Linked DNA regions of Homo sapiens: region 2 is linked to region 1. Evidence: chromatin loops called from intact Hi-C (ENCODE). Cell type or tissue: K562. All regions are shown on one strand.

What was found. Peaks named below come from ENCODE experiments on the same cell type or tissue, not always from the same donor. Only the 100,000 strongest peaks of a DNase experiment are listed, where the experiment ranks them.
Region 2: a loop joins it to region 1, with 2.7 times the contacts of the local background. A loop is called at or near these places in 16 of 110 quality-filtered maps.

What each region holds. Positions count from the first base shown.
Region 1 is chr11:18,517,990-18,525,989 of GRCh38, reverse strand. TSG101 (tumor susceptibility 101) reads left to right here. Exons shown (of 10, transcript NM_006292.4): 2 at 6,387-6,471. Among named protein-coding and RNA genes, the nearest start is that of TSG101, 5.0 kb to the left of the region's middle. In K562, a CTCF peak has its summit at 3,413; a DNase peak (open chromatin) is centred at 3,389; H3K4me3 peaks cover 347 bases.
Region 2 is chr11:18,230,588-18,238,587 of GRCh38, reverse strand. SAA2-SAA4 (SAA2-SAA4 readthrough) reads left to right here. Exons shown (of 6, transcript NM_001199744.2): 4 at 2,658-2,752; 5 at 6,055-6,193; 6 at 6,924-7,233. The coding sequence ends at 7,086. It overlaps SAA4 (serum amyloid A4, constitutive), which reads left to right and starts at 1,786. Exons shown (of 4, transcript NM_006512.4): 1 at 1,786-1,871; 2 at 2,658-2,752; 3 at 6,055-6,193; 4 at 6,924-7,233. The coding sequence starts at 2,662. The coding sequence ends at 7,086. It also overlaps a transcript of SAA2 not described here. In K562, no CTCF peak of the experiment used is centred here; no DNase peak of the experiment used is centred here; H3K27me3 peaks cover 964 bases.

The DNA.
Region 1 (8,000 bases):
GTTGAGTCTTGACCAGTTCAACGTGTTAGCTTGGGATAGTTTTGTCAAAGCAAGAATGGTAGCAATCAGCGGTTTAAGCGGTTTCAATTTTTAATAAAACACACTATTATGTGTAAAACTTTTTTAAAAACAGACTTTTTCCAGTTAAATCGCCCCCATAGTTCTTGATTGAAGACCAAATAATCTCTAAGGAGAAAATGACAGCTTTCAAAATAAAGCATATATTGGTTGTGTAATCGTATATTTTAGGCTTCTTGGTTTTGTTTTGATAAACTTGTTATCCTTAGTTATAGAAGACATATGGGAAGCCATAGAAGATTGTGACCCAGGTAAAGATCCATGTTGTAACTTTTATATATCACTTTTTGAAAAAAACGGTATATTGTTTTACATAGTATGTAACTGAAGAGTATCTGTTCCATGACTCTTTTTTTTTTTTTTTTTTTTTTAGAGTCTTGCTCTGTCACCCAGGCTGGAGTGCAGTGGCACGATCTTGGCTCACTGCAATCTCCGCCTCCCAGGTTCAAGCGATTCTCCTGCCTTAGCCTCCCAAGTAGCTGGGGATTACAGGTGCCCACCACTTCACACAGCTGATTGTTGTATTTTTAGTAGAGACGGGATTTCACCATGTTGGCCAGGCTGGTCTTAAACTCCAGACCTCAGTGATCCACCGCTTTGGCTTCCCAAAATGATGGGAATACAGGCGTGAGCCACCACACCTGGCCTCCATGACATTTTTGATCTTTAAATTGATAGCATAGTCATTAAGATTTAGTCCTTGGGCTGGGCGCAGTGGCTTACGCCTGTAATCCTAGCACTTTGGGAGGCCAAGGCGGGTGGATCACCTGAGGTCACGAGTTCAAGACCAGCCTGATCAACATGGTGAAACCCCGTCTCCTAAAATACAAAAATTAGCCGGGCATGATGGCGGGTGCCTGTAATCCCAGCCTACTCGGGAGGCTGAGATGGGAGAATCGCTTGAACCTGGGAGACGGTGGTTGCAGTGAGTCGAGATCAGGCCACTGCACTCCAGCCTGGGTGGCTGAGCAAGACTCCATCTCAAAAAAAAAAAAAAAAAGATTTATTCCTTAATGTATGTATATTCATATAAAGAGCAAGAATATTCAAATATTAGCTTATTTTTTATACCCTAATTAAGTTTCCTAAGCTTCCCTAGAGAAACCTGCCATCAAAGACAAAGGCAAGGCATGTTCAGAAGATATTTTATACCTCTACCTGCCTTCCCCTCCACCCAACCTGTGATTACTTTAGAAACAAAAACAGAGGTAGGGAAGAGGTGGGAGAGGGCATCCTACCTGCCTTTTGGTCCTTGACTCAATATCTGGAAAATTGAGACTCCTGTATGTGATTATGACGATTCTGAGCATCAGCATTAGTACTGTCCAACCTATGAATTTTAGACAGGTAAGAATAGGAAGTAAAGTAATAGAAGCAGTTGTGGGGCTCCTTCCTCCTAAAGAAGGGCTTCAAATGTTTTCCTTTCAGCTGGTGTGGTCTGATGTAAGAATTGTTAGCCAGGACCCTGAACACATAGCTAGGGTGAAGGTCATTATTGTTTTCTCTTTATCTGATTGTAGGCTCTCCACACACATCATGGTACTCTGGCCACCTGCCTTATGTTTTATGTGTTTATTATAAAAGGTCTTTTTTTCCCTTGAGCATTATCTTAGCTCCCAACTTCAACATAACTTTCAACACCTTTCTCTGTTATTTTTGCAATTAACAGATATATTTATACCAGATTAGTCCTTCTTCTTTTACAGAAACAACTTCCCACTTTAGATGTTTCATACATACAGCCACTTATATTTTTACATAGTTTATCTACAGCATTTCTAGAGGCACAGTCACTGCTAAATGAGTAGAAGAAAACTGTGGGCCTGGTGTGGTGGCTCATGCCTGTAATCCCAATACTTTGGGAGGTAGAGATGGGAGAATCCACTTGAGGCCAGGAGTTCAGGATCAGCCTGGGCAACATAGCTAGACTCTGTCTCTACAGAAAATTTAAAAATCAGCCAGACTTCGTGGCTTGCACCTGTAGTCCTAGCTACTTGAGAAGCAGAAGCAGGAGGATCACTTAAGCCCAGGAGTTCAAGGTTACAGTGAGCTATGACAGAGAACCTGTCTCAAAAAGTAAAAAATAAACATTTTAAACTATAACAAAATTGGCCAGGTGCAATGGCTCATGCCTGTAATCTCAGCACTTTGGGAGGCTGAGGTGGGCGGATCACTTGAGGTCAGGAGTTTTGGACCAGACTGGCCAAGATGGTGAAACCCCATCTCTACTAAAAATACAAAATTAGCCAGACATGGTGGCGCACGCCTGTAATCCCAGCTACTCGGGAAGCTGAGAAAGGAGAATTGCCTGAACCTGGGAGGCAGAGGTTGCAGTGAGCTGAGATCACGCCACTGCACTCCAGCCTGGGTGACAAAGCGAGAATCCATCTCAAAAACAAATAAATAAATAAAAATAATAAAATAAAGATTGATATGTCCCTCACTGTTTTAGGTTCTAGGGATGCAACAGTGAACAATCAGACAAAGAAACTGTGCTTCTGGAATTTAAATTCTTATAGAAGGCAATAAACAACTCAATAAATACATCAAGAAGTACGTTGGAAAGTGATAAGTGCTTTAGAGAAAATAAAGCAGGGAAGAAATGGGGAATGCTAGGGTGTGGAAATGGGATGAGTCACCGTTTTATATCTGATAGTAAAGAGAGGTCTTTCTGAAAAAATCTACTTGAGCTCACCTGAGAGAGGTAAAGAAACTGTGTGCTTGACATGGGGCTTACACCTGAAATCCAAACATTTTGGGAGGCGGAAGCTAGAGGATCACATTGAGGCCAGGAGTTCCAGACCAGCCTGGGCAACATAGCATGACCTTGTCTCTTCTCTACTAAAAATATAAAAAAATTAGCCAGGCGTGGTGCATACCTCTAATCCCAGCTGGTTGGGAGGCTGAGATGGGAGGATCACTTGAGCCCAGGAGTTTGAGGTTGCAGTGAGCTGTGATCACACCACTGTACTCCAGCTTGGGTGACAGAGCAAGATCCTGTCAAGAAAAAAACAAACCTGGAACAATCTGGGGTAAGAACATTTCAGAAGGAAGGAAAAACAAATGCAAAGACTCATAGACAGAAGTTTGTCATGCATGATAGAGGAACAACAAAGGAGGGTATGGTGGCTAGACTGGAGTGAGCAAGGGAGGAAAGTGGTGGTATGGGTCTAGACAGCATCAATGGTATGGGAGGTTTGGAGGGCCTTGCAGGCCATTGTAAGGACCTTGGCATTTACTTGGAGTATGATGAAAAGCCGTTGCTGTGTTTCAGCTGTTAGCAATATTACTCTAGATGCTATGCTGAGACTAGACTGTAGGGGGTTAACGATGGAGGCAGAGACACGTAAGGAGGCTGTTGCAGTAATCTAGGTGAGAGGTGCTGGTGGCTTAGACCAGGACTGTAGCTGTGGAGATTCCGGATGTATTTTGAAGGCAAAGCTAACAGGATATTTTGACAGATTTGCTGTGGATGTGAAGAAAAGAGAGGGCATCAAGGATAATGTCATGGTTTTTGGCCTGAGCACCTGGAAGGATATGTATGTATACACATATGGAAGACACTGGAGAAGTAAATTTGGGGAGAAGATGAGGAGTTCAGTTTTGGTCATGTTCAATTTGACATTTATTAGATATCCAAGGGAAATGTCAAATTGGTAATTGTATATATGTTTTCTGGAGTTCAGAGAAGAGGTTAAGATTGGAAAATTTTAATTTAAGGGTTTCAACATATAAATTAATTTTCAACCATGAGGGAGATCAAAGGAATGAGTTTAGATAGAGAAGAAGACCAAGGACTTAGCCTGTGCTCAATAATAATTGGTTAGGATAAGAGAACGAACCAGCAAAGAGACTGAGAAGGCACAGGCACAGAGTGCAGGAGAACAGTTGATGTCCTGGAAATCAAATGAAGAACATGTTTTAAGAGAAAGGGAGCTGGGCATGATGGCTCATGCCTGTAATCCCAACACTGTGGGAGGCTGAGGTGGACAGATTGCTTGAGTCTAGAAATTCAAGACTAGCCTGGGCAACATGCTAAAATCCAGCTCTATCAAAAATATACAAAAATTAGCCAAACACTGTGGCGCATACCTGTAGTCCCAGCTACTTGGAAGGCTGAGATGGGAGGATTGCTTGAGCCTGGGAGGTGGAGGTTGCAGTGAACTGAGATCACACCACCGCACTCCAGCCTGGGTGACAGCCACATGCTGTCTCAAAAAAAAAAAAAAAAAAAAAAAAAAGGAAGGGGCCAGGTGCAGTGGTTCATACCTGTAATACCAACACTTTGGAAGGCTGAGTTGAGAGGATCACTTCCAGGAGTTTGAGAACAGCTTGGGCAACATAGTGAGATCCTGTCTCTATGAAAAATTTAAAAATTATCCAGGTGTGATGGTGCATGCCTGTAGTCCCAGCTACTTGGGAGGCGGTGGTGGGAGTATCACTTGAGTCCAGGAGGTTGAGGCTGAAGTGAGCCATGATCATACCACTGCACTGTAGCCTGAGCGACAGAGTGAGACCCTATCTCAAAAAAAAAAAAAAAAAAAAAAAAAAAGGAATCAGTTTGGTCAAATATTGCTGAATCAGCTTGGTCAAATACTGCTGACAGGTGAAGTAAGACAAAGGTAGAATTGGTCATTACATATCATGTGGCAGTTATTGGTGACCTTAATGAACAATTTCAGTGAAATGCTGAGTGTAGAAGCCTAATTGGAGTGGATTTGAAGAGACCAGGTCTCTAGACGTTGAGCATCAGTGGTTGCTGATATCACAGAGATACTCAGATATATTGTGCTCCATGATGAAAAAACGTTATCCTCTATGAAGTGATCTTACCAGAGAAGAGGAGAAAAATATAAAAGCAAATTTTTTTTTTTTTTTTCCAAGACGGAGTCTAGCTCTGTCACCCAGGCTGGAGTGCAAGGGCACGATCTCGGCTCACTGCAACCTCTGCCTCCTGGGTTCAAGCGATTCTCCTGCCTCAGCCTCCTGAGTAGCTGGGATTATAGGTGCGGACCACCACGCCCAGATAATTTTTGTATTTTTAGTAGAGATGGGGTTTCACTGTGTTGGCCAGGCTGGTCTCGAACTCCTGACCTCGTGATCCGCCTGCCTCGGCCTCCCAAAATGCTAGGATTACAAGTGTAAGCCACCACGCCTGGCCGGAAATTTTGTAATCATGAAAATAACCTCTAGATCCAACTAACTCACAGAAACATATATCTATGAAACTATACTAAAGGGATACAATTAACACATTCCAAACTGTGAGAGCCTCTGTAGGACAAATGAACAAATTTCTTTAAGAAATAAATTCTAAGGAGCAAAAAAGAGATGTGCCCATCAGTTAAGTATTTTTCAGCTGAACAGTAGGTGAATAAAATGTTCAGTAAGAAGTGGGCCATACGTGCCTGTAAATCCCAACACTTTGGGAGCCTGAGGCAGGAGGATTGCTTGAGGTCAGGAGTTGGAGACCAGCCTGGGCAACATAGCAAGACCCTGTCTTTACAAAAATAAAAATAAATTAGCTGGGCATGATGGCACATGCCTGTAGTTCTGTATACTTGGGAGGCTGAGGCAGGAGAATCACTTGAGCCCAGGAGTTCGAGGTTACAGTGAGCTGTGATTGTGCCACTCTACTTCATCCTGGGCGACAGAGCGAGACCCTGTCTCCAAAATAAATAAAAGGAGTGAAATACAGATAAATGCTACAACGTGGATAATCTCAAAAACATGCTAAGTGAAATAATTTAGTCATGAAAGATCACATTGTATGAATAAGCAAATCTGTAGAGACAAAGTAAATTCGTGGTTGTCTAGGATGAAGGCTGGGGACAAGTAGAATGGGGGGTGATTGCTAAAGGGTATGGATTTCTTTTTAGGGATGGTGAAAATGTTCTGAAGTTGATTATGGTGGTGGTTACACAACTCCAAATGTACTAAAAACCATTGAACTATACTCTTTAAATGTGTGAATTATATGGTATGTGAATTATATCTTTAAAAAGCTATTAATGGTGAGTTAAATAATATAAATTATTGAGACGTTTTAACCAATGCAATGTGTGGACTTTATTTGGATCCTGATTCAAACTGAGAACATAAAAAACATGACTTGAGACTATAGATATTTACTGATGTTAAGAAAATAGTGATTATTTTAGTGTGATAATAGTATTATGGGTTTTTTAGGTTCTTTCAGGCTTTCATTAATGTTAACAATTAGTGGAAGAGATTTTAAGAAAATTCATCCAGCTGTAAAATATATGCATTGGTTTTAAACTAAATTCTTATGCGATTTTGCTTTTCAGTACAAATACAGAGACCTAACTGTACGTGAAACTGTCAATGTTATTACTCTATACAAAGATCTCAAACCTGTTTTGGATTCATATGGTGAGTTTATGCAGTAAAAATAGCAATTTCTATACTTTGAGTTTACTCTCTTTGTTAATGATTGTAATTTTTTCCATTTGAGGTTTGTGGATTTTTCAATTGTGGGATTGCACCACCGCCTAATAAAACTGTTGGAGGGTAGCAAATTAGAAGATCTAATAAAAACATTTCATATTTCTTTAGTTTTAGTTTTTTATGTTAAAAAAAAATACTGTACCTGGATGTGGTGGCTCATTTCTGTAATCCCAGCACTTTGGGAGGCTGAGGTGGGTGGACCACTGAGCCCAGGAGGTTGAGACCAGCCTGGGCAATATGGTGAAACCTCGTCTCAACAAAAAAATACTTAAAGTTGGCCTGGTGCTCCTGTAGTCCCAGCTACCCAGGAGGCTGAGGTGGAAGGATTGCTTGAGTCCAGGAGGCAGTCCAGGAGGCAGAGGTTGCAGTGAGCCGAGATCGGGCCACTGCACTCCAGCCTGGGCAACAGAGCAAGAACCTGTCTCAAAAAAATAAAAAACAAAACCTCTAACATAGAACTATGCAAATTTAAACCTAGGAGGGGATGTTAAAGATAATTTAGTCCATTTCCCAAAGTGTTGTCTGTAGACCCTTAGTTATGCTGGGAACAGGGGTAGAGGCAGAATTCTATAGTTAAGCTTGAGCAACTTATGGATTAAACAAAATTGAGTTTCATTGCATGAAGATTTATCAGAGCCTTTAGTATGCTAATGTGTTGTGTATCACCGAGACGAGCAAGAATATATTGTATAATACATCCTAAAGTTATTTAACTGCTGAACCTCCCTGCCCCCATAGTGTCTCTTTATATTTTCAGGAACACATTTTGCGAAACTATACTCTGGACTGTCCCTTTCATTTTATAGATGAGGAAAATGTTATTTAATGTGGTCTTTAATTCTGTAGAGTAGGTAAGCATAACAGTTTGTCTCTACTTTCTATTGAGACAAAGTTGTAAGGCAAGACAACGCTTGGAGTTTTCCTTATTTTAAAATAGTCTTTTCTGTCCCTACCAAATCCTAACATAATTTCTTCAACCCTGTCTCCTTGAAAATAATATGCCAGGGCCGAGGGAAAACCCATGCTGCTGCTTGTCCATTGTGAGTCCCTTAGCTCTGAAAGCAAGGAACTGAATTTTGTAGCTGAGACTTTCTAAATTTCATTTGCTTCCAAGGCTTTGAAAACATTAGGAAACTGGTGAAGAGAGGTGGGAAGCAACAGAGGGGCAATCAGTTCTGCATTTCCTGAACAATAAAGACATGAACCCAAAGTCCTCTTCCAAACCTAGGACACGATTCCTTCTCATCTCAGCCTACCTTATTTCTGTCTGCATACTATATGTACAATGGTATTTTGAACTACAAAGGCCTCACATTACCAAAATTAAAGTTAGTTTTTAAATGGCTTCAGTGGGGAGAAAAATGGTTGGAGCTAGAATTTTATAGTTTTTACTGCATATAAAAGAATAAATACATTTATCAAAACTGACAAAGACTCCATTATAAAGTCTTGTA
Region 2 (8,000 bases), 290 kb after region 1:
TGGCTGTACCAAAATATCTCATGTACCCCATAATTATATACACCTACTATGTACCCACAAAAAATTTTTAAAAAGGAATGAAATAAAAACATTTGAGTTTAAGAAAACCACAAAAAAACAAAGTAGGGAAAGCTCTTCAAATACTATGAAATTGAGAAGACAACTAAAGAAAATATTAATAAAGACAAGAACATAAATAATTTCTTTGGCAGAACATAAGCCATCATAATCAGAAGATAAATAAGCTGGGAAAAATATTTGTAACTCATATCCTAGATAACATACTCATTTTCCCTGTATATAAAAAGTTTCTCTAATGTGATAAATAAAAACACAATAAACCAGTAAAAAATGACTACTTTGATATGAAGGTATGAATTCACAATTCCTAGAAAATAGAAATAGCTCTTAAACATGTGGAAAGATGTGAAACCAAAATCATAATAAGAGAAATGTAAATTAAAATTACTTTGAGTTTTATTTTACTCACAATTTCAAAGACCAAAAAGTTTGAGAGTATACTGTGTGAGAGACAATGTGGAACCAAGTTCTTTCACTCATTTCTGGTGGGAGTAGAGATTGATACAGCCCTCATGGAAGGCAATTTGCAACATATAAAAATTTATAAAATCTAGGGCCAGGGACGTTGGCTCATGCCTGTAATCCTAGCACTTTGGGAAGCCGAGGTGGGCAGATCATTTGAGGTAAGTGGGTCGAGACTAGCCTGGCCAACATGGCGAAATCCCGTCTCTCTTAAAAATAGAAAAATTAGCCTGATGTGGTGGCATGTGCCTATAATCCCAGCTACTCAAGAGGCCGAGGCAGGGGAATCTCTTGAACCCCGGAGGTGGAGGTTGCAGTGAGCTGAGATCATGCCACTGCACTCCAGCCTGGGGGACAGAGTGAGACTCTGTCTCAAACAAACAAACAAAAAATTTATAAAATCTGATACTTTTTCACCATGGAGTTTCTTCTGTAGGAATTTATCCTAGAGATATATTTGTACATGTGCAAGAGACATATGTACAAGGTTAATAAATGCACCATTATTTGTAATATCAAAAGGTTAATAACTGTCAAAACAGCCATTAATATTGTATAAATTATGGTCCATCCATGCAATGGAATACTGTGTAGCTGTAAAAAAAAAAAAAAAAAAAGCAACAAGCCCGACATGGAAAGACTTCCAATAAATAGTAAGTTTAAAAGAAAGTGCAGAATAATACATATTTATATGAAAAAAGAGTTTTTATGCCTCAAAGGCCTTCACCCTTGATCTTCTGGTGTTATTCCTGTCCTTGTATTCTCCCAGAATCATTACCTCATCCCATGAATGGTACAGTCAAGTCTTGCTTGTTCTGTGTCCTTACATTCTTTAGAGAGAAGTCACAAGAGACAAGCAAACATCTCTTTTGCTAATAATATTGATCACTTCCTACAGCATAATATCTATGTGCAATTTTTTGGGAAGACCTCCTACTAAACAGTTAAGAATGGAAAGACACAAAGAGAAGAAAGTGGAGAAAGACCTCTGTCTTCCCACACTGGATTTTGCAAATACAACTCTTCTGTGATACAGGAAACTAAAAAGAGGGAAAAGTGGCAATTAAGAAAAACTGCCAGAAAATAAATACCTTGATGACCCAATTTGGAAAACTACTTCTAGATAAGGAAACACTATTACCCAATATGTTAATTTTTAAAATACCCAAAGAATTGAGCAAAAAGGACTTTGGCAAGGCAGGTTGTTGGATTTAAAACCGTTCTCCCATTAATGCCAAAGCCAGCAGAGGTACCAACTATAGCTCCACGGCCAGAAGATACCAGCAGCTCTGCCTTTACTGAAATTTCATCTGGAGAAAGGTCCACAGGTGAGGTTTCTTCCAAGGAGTAATTTCTCTTATTTGACTCTTTTGAGATCCTTTTCTCACATAATTGTCAAATTTCAATTGGAGAGAAACTGTGTTTTCTACCTCATTACGGGGTCAGTGCTGAGGAGAGTAGGAACTCAGGAAATGCTTCTTGATTGACTTTAGTCTGCTGTATTGGGTGACAAATTGACCACAGACCAAATAACACGTTGGAATCCTCTTATTCTTTCTAGAGATCTGGGCTGAGAATTAAGGGTTTATGCTTCTTCTTAAAACCCGTTTCAATCTTTCATGCAGTTATGATTCTCATACAAACAAATGGAAATGGGGAATTAGTCTTTCAAATTCAGTCCTTTGGCTGGCACAGTGGCTCATGCCTGTAATCCTTTGGGAGGTTGAGGTAGGAAGATTGCTTGAGGCCAGGAGTTCGAGACTAGCCTGGGCCGAACATACATACCAAGACCTTGTCTCTACCAAAAAAAAAAAAAAAAAAATTAGCTGAGTGTGATGGTGCACGTTTGTAGTCCTTAATACTCAGGAGGCTGAGGTGGGAGGATCACTTGAGCCCAGAAGGTCGAGGCTGCAGTAAGCCTTAATCATATCATTGCACTTTAGCCTGGGCAATAGGAAAAAAAAAAGAAAGAAAGAAAGGGAGGAAAGAAAGAAAGGAAGGAGAAAGAAAGAAAAGGAAAAAAAGAAAGAAAAAAAGGAAAGAAATTCAGTCCTCAAAACATAGATCTGTGTTTTTTTTTATGATCCTCTGCCCCTGTCTTTCTTTCTCTTCAGCACAATGAGGCTTTTCACAGGCATTGTTTTCTGCTCCTTGGTCATGGGAGTCACCAGTGAAAGCTGGCGTTCGTTTTTCAAGGAGGCTCTCCAAGGTAAGAACTCTGGAGGATGGAGGGCACATACCCAGGATTCATTCTGAGCAGGGGCCACATACTCACTGGATGTGAGTGCTCCTTAGAGAAGCCACACAGAGGTCAGAGCAGGAGTGTGGTTTTCTGTATCTGTTTCTTCCTCTAGGCTGGTCTGATTTATCACCCTCCCTTGGGGTTTCCAGACGAGAGGTTAAAGATGCTTTGGGCCCAGCCTGTACTCTTGGTGTAGAGTGCAGAAGGATAAAAACTTCCAGGGGGTTATCTCCCACTGCGGAAATTTACAGATGGCAGATTTCTCAGGGCATGATGTTTATTTAGCTCATCCACCTCAGGGAATATACTGAGTTCACAATTATACTCCAAGACTGAGACATGCCTAGCAGAGAGTAGAGAAATCCCATCCTGTACCCAAGCAAATGGCCAATGCTTGGGATGCAGAGCTTATGAAAATTAAGCCCTAACTTCTATCCATAAATAAAAAGAGCAAATTTCTACTGATTAGCCACAGGAGGGCTGAGATACGGCTGGGAAACTGACTTCTGCCATTCTGGATGGGAAACGAATCTTATTGACTAGCTGTTAAAATGGGAAAACTATGTTTGTCAGGTTATGCAATACTTTGAACTTCATGTGTTGTTATTAATTTTGTAGTTGAATTTTTTGTAATTTTTCAATTGAAATTTTATAAATTTTCATTTTTTCTGCATTTTGTGCTTTTAAAAATGATATTCTATAAATAGTTTTTAAAAAGTTTTGGTAGCATGTACTAAGTTTTTCTGCACATAGTAGAGAATATCTTTTCCCTTAGGTCAGTGTATTTCAGAATTTGTTGTATGGTCCACCAGCATTTAAATCGGCCGGTGTTTGTTTTAAAAGTACACTCTGAAGCCTCTTCTCATAGTTACTGAGTCAGAATCTTAGAAGTGAAGTGGGACTAGGAATAGCATTTGAAAAACTCCCCAGGTTACTTTAAGCACAATGCCAATGAGAACAACTGTCTTGGGTTTTTCTGTCACCCAGTGACAGAATCTGTCAGATGCTTGGAGAAAACTCTTGCTAGTAGATCTGGAAAACATAGAATGAACATAAAGCATGCATCAGAGAAAGGACAGTCATGCCATGCCAGAGATAAACTATTTGACAAAATTACAGACACAAAATAATACATGAAGTTAGTGAGAAATATCCCTTAGAACACAGTACCTAAGTAACAATTAAAACTATTTATCACAGCTTTTCTTTTTTCCAAGTGAGTTGGTTTAAAGAACTTGGTAACACGTAAACCACAGCAGAACTCAAAAATATTTATTGATTGAACAACACAGGCACTGATAGACATTTTCTATAGCTCTTCCTGGCTTAGACCTGTTTCAAACATCTATTTTTCCACTAATCTTTTTAAAAACTTTAAAATGATATATAACTTACATATAGTACACAGTATAGCTTGATGAGGTTTTTACACATACAAACATCCATATTACACCATCAGATCAAGATGTCAAACATTTCACACACCCCGGATGGGTCTCTCATGCCCTCTTCCAGTTAACAACCCTCACGAAAGGTAACTCCTATTCTTACCTCTATCATTGTTGATTAGTGTCCCTGTGTTTGATCTTTGAATAAAAGAAATCATACAGAATATGTCTTTTGTATCCGGCTTTGTTTCACTCAACATTACGACATACTAATATACATGACAGCATTTGTCATGTGTATTAATATTTTGTTCTTTTTCATTGCTACATAGTATTCCATTGTATACTGATATCACAATTTATCCTACATTATTGGATAATTAGGCTTTTTAAAGTTTTATGCTATCATGGCTAAACCTGTAATAAACATTGGTGTACATGTACTTTAGTGTACATAAGCCCTCGTTTCTGTTGTGGGTATACACTCAGGAATGGAAATGTAGAGTCATAAGGTATAGTCATGTCAATTTAGCTTTCGTAGATACCAGCAAACAGCTTCCCAAAATTGTACCAATTTACACTTCCATGAACAATTACGAGAGCTGGGCATGATGACTCACACTCGTAATCCCAGCACTTTGGGAGGCTAAGGCAGGAGGATCACTTGAGGCCAGGAGTTTGAGACCAGCCCGAGCAACAAAGTGAGACCCCATCTCTACCAAAAAAAAAAAAAAAATTAGCTGGGTGTGTTATTAGGTGCCTGTAGTCCCAGCTACTCAGGAGACTGAGGTGGGATGATCACTTGAGCCCAGGAGATCAAGGCTGCAGAAAACCATGATCACACCACTGCACTCCAGCCTGGGTGACAGAGGGAGACTGTGACTAAACAAAACAAAAAACAAAACCCAAAACAATTATGAGAGTTCCAGTTGTTCCACATTTTTGCCCACAATTTATATTGTCAGTTTTAAAAATTTTTATCATTCTGTTGGGTGTATAGTGGTATCTTATTGTCACTACTGCCCTTCACTAATAGGAACAGGAATCCAATTTGCATCAAGTATTCCAATATGCTAGGCATTTTATGTATGTTACCTCATTTTATCTTCTCATTTAGTCCACCAGGGAGGTAGGTATGATTCCCCCCAACTGAAGAATGTGGAAACTGACACTTAATTGTCAGGGCAGAGAGTTAAACATTTACATTCATGCCCTTCATGATAAGTCTGATTATCCAGGTCCTATGAAGCTCTCTCAGGTCATTCCACCTCATCACGTACTGCCCATTCCCTCGGCTTTCTTGTGCCATTTATGCCCATAGCAGTCAGATTTATTCAAGTCCTAGTTGTCCTCACTCAGCTGGTAAGGATGTATTTTTCTTATGGGCTATGGTAGATGTGCAGCCCCCTCCTCTTCTCACCAAGTCCCTTGTAATGTCCCTGGATCTTACATCTGTAGTACTATTCTCCATTGTGACATTCCTCACATGAGCATCCCCTCTTTGTACACAGTACACACAGACCCATGTAAGATGTAGCCCAGGGCATGACAACTGCCAACCAATTCAATTCAATGTAATCCATGGAAAAGCATTCCTCACATGAGCGTCCCCTCTTTGTACACAGCACACACAGACCCATGTAAGATGTAGCCCAGGGCATGACAACTGCCAACCAATACAATTCAATGTAATCCATGGAAAAGCACCTTCCTTACAGTTACTCAGGGAAGCTGTTCACAGGAAGTAATGTTTATCTCCACGTATGATTTCAAAGGATTATTTTGTCAAGGGCCAAAATCTGGAAATCAGTGGAAAATGTTCATTTCTACATTTCTCCAGTATGTCACTGGGTTCATTTTTGTCATTTTTTTTCTTTCCAGGGGTTGGGGACATGGGCAGAGCCTATTGGGACATAATGATATCCAATCACCAAAATTCAAACAGATATCTCTATGCTCGGGGAAACTATGATGCTGCCCAAAGAGGACCTGGGGGTGTCTGGGCTGCTAAACTCATCAGGTAACACAGATTCCCGGGGACTCCAGTGAGAGGCCAGCAGTGCCTATCTGTCTTGAGAGTCAGGAGAACCTGTGGCTCTTTCCCCTCCTCCACATACTCCTGGGGTCTGGGTGGCTGGCAGAGCCAGAGCAAGGCTGGTGAAGACATGTCTCCTTTCACCCACAAGGGAAAGTAAGAACTGAGGAGAGGTCTTGAAAGCACACTGTTGCAGGGGCTGGGTGCAGGGGCTCACACCTGTAATTCCAACTCTTTGGGAGGACAAGGTGGGAGGATCTCTTGGGCCCAGGGATTTAAGAGCAGCCTAGGCAACATAGCAAGACTCTTATCTCTACAGAAAATAAAAGAAATTAGCCAGGCGTGGTGGCATGCACCGTAGTCCCAGCTACTCAGGAGGCTGAAGTGGGAGATCCCTTGAACCCAGGAGGTCGAGGCTGCAGTGACCCATGATTGAGCCACTGCACTCCAGCCTGGGCAACAGAATGAGACCCTGTCTCAAAAAAAAAAAAAAAAAAAAAAAAGGGAAAGCACTCTGTTGCAGAGCGCAAGTATCAGTAGACTTAGGCCTTTGCCCAAGAAGATTGATAGTTTTCTTCCCCTTTCCTTGAGTTTTCCAGCCTCCTCTCAGTCATTACTTGGGTGGGAGAAGAGGAGGGAGTTAGCAGGTGGAGCTGTCTCAGGTGAGCAGGTGAGTCAAGAGATTAATCTCCTGTCTCCTTTCTTTGGGTTGCAGCCGTTCCAGGGTCTATCTTCAGGGATTAATAGACTGCTATTTATTTGGAAACAGCAGCACTGTATTGGAGGACTCGAAGTCCAACGAGAAAGCTGAGGAATGGGGCCGGAGTGGCAAAGACCCCGACCGCTTCAGACCTGACGGCCTGCCTAAGAAATACTGAGCTTCCTGCTCCTCTGCTCTCAGGGAAACTGGGCTGTGAGCCACACACTTCTCCCCCCAGACAGGGACACAGGGTCACTGAGCTTTGTGTCCCCAGGAACTGGTATAGGGCACCTAGAGGTGTTCAATAAATGTTTGTCAAATTGAATTTGTTGGTGGAAACTGGGAACATTGAGGCAGACTTTCTGGGAAGAATGGTCATCTGAGGCCATATGGAAGATAAACAGCACCATGGCAGATGAGCCTGTGACTGAGGGGGACCAAGGACTCCCAGCTGGCCTGTAACTATGCAGGCTCCTCACATGACCCAAGCCAAGCTTCTCTGGTCATTTTCGGCCCCAGCTTCCCCTCCTGAGTAAGCCTAAGCCGGCAAAGCACTGACCATCATCCTGGGCTTCTGAGTGGCTGGAGTCATGGCTCTGGCACAGCCCTGGGCAGTCTTCCATCAGTCTCCTCTGTATCTCAGATTGGACTTCTACCCCCAAATTCCCACTTCTTCTTCAGGGCCTCACAGTTTATTTTGTTGCAGTTTCCAGGCCTCTCTGTATACAGACTTTGTACTGCCCAATTCATTGCATCCTGTCCACTCTCTGCCTCTAGGCCTTGTCCCCCAGTGAGCTCTTTCCTTATGGAGAAGGTACATTGTGGGCTGAGTGTGGTGGCTTATGCCTGTAATCCTAGCCTTTTGGGAAGCTGAGGCAGGAGGATCGCTTGAGCCCAGGAGTTCAAGACCAGCTAGGCAACATAGTGAAACCTCATCTTTACTAAAAACCAAAAAAATTAGCCAGACATGATGGCATGTGCCTGTATTCCCAGCTACTTGGGAGGCTGAGGCTAGAGTACTGCTTGAGCCCAGGAGGTCAAGGCTGTAGTAAGCTATGATCACTCCATTGTACTCCAGCTTGTATGACAGAG